Linked DNA regions of Homo sapiens: region 2 is linked to region 1. Evidence: chromatin loops called from intact Hi-C (ENCODE). Cell type or tissue: PC-3. All regions are shown on one strand.

Region 1 (2,500 bases):
TGTGCAAAGTTGAGCAATTATAAGAACAGAATTGCTTGTCTATAAAATGGAGACAAAAATTCATTCCTCATAGGGCAGTTGTGAAGATTAAAGAAGATTAGAGATGTCATGATTTTCTTCCTCTTCTCTTTCTCCCCCTCCCTTCTCCCCTCTTCTCTTCCTTTCCTGCTCCTCCTCCACATCCTCCTCCACCTCTTCTTCTTCCTCCTCTCCTCCTTATTCTCCTTTTCCTCCTCCTCATCCTCTCCTGATACTCTAATAAAGCAGTTTGCTGATTTGCTCTTCATTTGAGAAAAATAATATAACCTTATTTTGAATCTGTTTTTAGATCCACATCAAAACAATACCTTTGGAATCAGTGTAATTGCTTGCATTATATACTATAGAGTTGTTATCTTAGATCAATGCATCTCATTATTCCTTTGCTTTTTTTTTCCAGAAAACTTAACCCTCTTATCTAATACAGGAACATCTACCTTGCCAGGATGGCACCATATTTATCTTATCAGAGTCTCTGAAAAATTTTTACAGTATGCCCTTTAGAAATTATGCAAGTCATTCCATTTTTGTAGTCACTTTTGTTAAAACTTTAGACATAGCCAAATTGTTCTGCTTCTGGAGAGCATCCTGGAAAATATTTTTTTCTTCTGGGTGCCTACTAGTGACTCAAACCTGTAGTTCTGGTAGAATTTAAAAATCCTTATAGGCTGAATAACACTCCTTGTCTTGTGCTTGGTTCTTAAGCAAAAATAACTCAGGGTTCAGACTGTGTGTGCAGAGGTGTTCTCAAATGGGGGTAATGGGTTGTAATAATACAAGCAAGCCAATCTCTGTGGTGTCCATCGTTAGCAGGTTGACCAACTCCTCCTGGTTTTAAAACCTTCTCAGTCTGGTGCAAACTGGAGTTGTTGGCCATCCTACCTATTGAAAACACACTAAACACATTTCTGACTTCAAGGTTTATGATGCAACTAAAACAGGAGGCAAGAAAAGGCAAAGTAGGTGAGGTGGGGGTCCTTACTCTATTCCAAGCTTCATTATCTTCAGGGGAGGACATTATTTTTTAAGCATCCAGGGAATGGTGTATTTTTACAATGTATCAAAATAGAGCATATGTGCACATCATTAAATTTCATGAGTAGGCTATTTGCATTTCCCAAATTCTCACTTTGTATCAGGTTGACAGGTATGCAAATGGGAAAAAGACATAAAAACATATTTCAAGTTGTTGATAAGTCTTCTTAGCGTTACACTGGGGTAGACTAATGGTAATTCATGTAGAGGAAATGAGCTGTCTCCATGCCGAATGGCAGCCAGCTGAGCAGATCGCTTGCATTTCAGGTGCTACCATGTTAGGGATCCTTTGTGATTTAAAAAATTTTAAAAAGTTTCCATTTCTCTATGAAGAGTTTCCTTAGGCTACTTATATTAATAATGAGCTGCACAGTGACATCTAGTGTAGGAAGCAGAGAAAAATTAGAGACAACACATAGGTTAGTCACCATCTCATGCAATTTCCAAAAGAACATAATGAATAATACTGAGAAACAACTCTCCTTTTGCTGAACGACCATTCTCTTCCTTTCCTTAATTAGCACTAATGAACAACCTCATGGATATATGCTCAGTTAGGATATCTAACCATAGCAGGGGTTGGAGGTGGAAAATGGGGGCAGCGGGGACAATCTCCATTGATGCTATAAAGTTTAAATCTATCATATAGCTGAGACATTTTCCATCCTGGAGTTCTCTTTCAAAGAACAAATGTCTGATGGGGAACAGAAAGGGAAGATTGTTGCATGAACTCACATGTCTATGGTGTTTCTGACCACCACAGACAGTAGTGATTCACAGCTGAGTGTGTTGGATAGGAGTGGATTAATCTTTGGGGGATGCCACTATCTGTATAGGGCTGGCGGACGTGAGAAGCACAACAGGAAATGCAGGAGTATCTTGCAAGGTATGACGCACGGGGAAATGGGGAGCAGAAAGTGCAGGAGAGGCATTGTCAACACAAACTTTACTCACCTCATAATTTTGATCTAGGGTCAGCATAACTCAGCCTTGTTTAGTATGAGTCATCCCCAGTATTAGTATTATTTTGGTGAACATAACACACCAAAACCATTTAAGAAGTACCTAACTTACATGCAGCCTTGCAAATGCAACCTAATATCCTGTTTTCCAGAGTTTACAAAGTTAATGGGCAACAGTCCATTTTTTTCACAGCTCTCCTCTCTGGCCTCTGCACTCTGACCCGCCAGCCCTTATTCTGCTGCTCAGCACAGCAGTGTGTTCCCATCACAAGGCCTTTGCACTTACTGCTCCCATCACATGGGGTGCTGGCCCTGCTGGTTTCATATGGCTGCACTCAAGTCACCATTATGGTCTTTGCTCAGACTATGCTTCAGAAAAGCCTGTGTGATCAGCACTGGAGGTACAGTAGCCATCCCCTTCACAGGAGCATACATTGTTTATTTTTTAACACTTTACTGAAATA
Region 2 (2,500 bases), 51 kb after region 1:
CGTGTATGTACATTTTTCATGTAATATGTATATGACTACATGTCCTTATGTATATATTAGTCATTCATGTAAGTATATTAGGCTCAGGTAAAGCTACATAGTTTTTTATTTAAATAAAGAAAGCCTTTAAATTGAGCCATAATTTGCTGATATTATATGCTAGTTTGGCAATTTCGCCAAATTTTGCTCATTTTTTCTTTTCATTGTTTGTCAATATTTATATGGGTTACCTACCTATGTGTTGCTGCTTCAGTAAATAAGAAAAATAATAATAATTGTGAACTGTTTTTTAAGTGAACTATATGGGAAAAATGAGTCACATATCTCAAGTATAAAGATAAATTTCTGATGTAAATATCTGTGTCTATTGTCAATACTGATTTTAAAGTCTCCCTGCCCGACATTGGTCACTATAGAAACACTGTTTTTTGTCTACTTGTGTATATACATATATATATACAAATATATTATATATATGTATATATATATATACACACACACACACGTGTGTGTGTGTGTGTGTGTGTGTGTGTGTGTGTGTGTGTGATCTAGAACATGGAAATACTGCCATCTGGTGTTATATCTTAAACATTATTCAACTGCCCTTGAGAAAATTTGAAATAAATCTTCAGATTTCTAGCCCTCGGGTTTTGCTAAGCAGGGAAAGCTCTTAGTCTCAGATAAATGTGTTCTTTTGTTTCTCAAAGGAAGAGGATTCTAAATACCGTATATGTTACATTCAATTAATGAATATTTGAATTAAGAATCCAACAAAGCAGTTACAAGATCATTTCTCTTCATACAAAAGGATCCTTCTTTAAGTCTGACACTGCAAAATTTTTTTTGCTTTGATCTCATTGCACGAAAATGTTATTCAGTTAGCCCAACAATTTTGAAATTATTATTTAAAAGCTTTTAATATCATGAATGACTATTTGCATTTGTAAAGTTGGTGTTCAAAATGCTTTTCAGCTACAAGAGACAGAAAAGGGCTTATGGCCTTCAAAAGGGAAGGGATTTATCACCCATGTGTCTGCAGGCCCCTATGGCTAAAGCAGGAACCTGAATTGCCTGAGAGTCCATTTTAAGGGAATTGGATCAACCCTGTACAACCATCATCAGGGCAGTCTGGCACATGCATGGTCTTTGGAGTTAGTGTCAGAAATTGAGAAGAAACTTACAGGGAGGAAACGCTTAATCTGAGATCTTGATGATGATGATGATGATGGTGATGATGATGATGATGACGATGATGGTGATGACAAGGGCTAGAAGAAATCAGTGCCTGTAAATTCCACGCCAATACTCCATTCTGAACACCCCACATAAATAGGGAACTCAAAGCCTAAGCAACCCATCTGTCCAAATGATTTGAAAATATGCTCCAGGGACAGTGAAAAGATGCATGTTTGAAGCCTGAGTAGGATGGAGAAACCCAGAAGAGGAGCGGGAGTGTATTGGATTATGGTCGCTTTTTTTCAGGGCCCCTGACTGCTGTCATGGTGTGTGCCTTCTACAAAACTTCTCTGCTCTGCTGGTGTTTGTGTTTCTTCTAACAAGGAAAGATTTGTCCAGGGTAGCCTGGAGCATTACTGAGTGCATGGACCAAGGGAAGAGACAGACCTTTGCTGAAACCCCCAGAATCTACACTTTATTTGCTCTGGGACCTAAGTCACAAAACTTCCTAGTCGAATCCTCTGTTTTTGGATTGTCAGATGAGCACAGTGGAATAAAATGTATATGTTTGCCTTGTAAACTAAATGGGATACAACAGGCATCAATATATATGTGTTAAAAGAAAACTTTCTTTTAAGTTAATAGTAATGTATTTTTCTTTTAAGTTAATAGTAATGTATAAAATCTAATCTTGATGAGAGTAATAGTGGGTACAAAATTGGCAAAAAAAAAAAAAAAACCCCACGGTGTAATTGGCTTGATATTCCACCTGACGGAGCAGCAAAGCATAGGAAGAGGGGACTTGGGAGCTAGAAAATTCCTAATTTCCTTAGGGTTGGTCTTCTTCTTGAGTGATTCATACACCACATCCTCATTTTAAAGATAATCCTAATTAACAAGCAATAATAACTAATCAATGATTATTGTTTTAATAAACACCTATTATGCTTAATATGTGCTAGATTAGGCAATTTCATGCTGGTTTCCTCTTTTAGTACTGAGAACCAGGTGGGTGAATAATTCCTTTTCTTAGAAAGGAAGCAATTGAATAAGATATTGAGGTTTTTTGTTTTTTTTTTTTAAGAGCCTATAAAGTTTATGCAACTTCAAAGTAACAGATCTCACTGGCTTCACAGATACAAACTTTTTCAGGTTAATTCTGAAAAGTTAACTAATTGTATTTTTGCAACCAACTATGGAATATACGTGAAAAGAAAAATTGTTTTCCTCTCTTTAACGTGTATGTACATTTTTCATGTAATTTGTATATGACTACATCTCCTTATCTATATATTAGTCTTTCATGTAAGTATATTAGGCTCAG

The links. Hi-C counts contacts between places; a loop is a spot of excess contacts. Peaks named below come from ENCODE experiments on the same cell type or tissue, not always from the same donor. Only the 100,000 strongest peaks of a DNase experiment are listed, where the experiment ranks them.
Region 2: a loop joins it to region 1, with 8 times the contacts of the local background. A loop is called at or near these places in 6 of 110 quality-filtered maps.

What each region holds. Positions count from the first base shown.
Region 1 is chrX:8,868,073-8,870,572 of GRCh38, reverse strand. No RefSeq gene overlaps it. Among named protein-coding and RNA genes, the nearest start is that of LINC03114, 58 kb to the left of the region's middle. In PC-3, a CTCF peak has its summit at 1,465 (motif pointing left); a DNase peak (open chromatin) is centred at 1,952; H3K4me3 peaks cover 1,101 bases; H3K27ac peaks cover 1,965 bases.
Region 2 is chrX:8,817,451-8,819,950 of GRCh38, reverse strand. No RefSeq gene overlaps it. Among named protein-coding and RNA genes, the nearest start is that of FAM9A, 17 kb to the right of the region's middle. In PC-3, no CTCF peak of the experiment used is centred here; no DNase peak of the experiment used is centred here.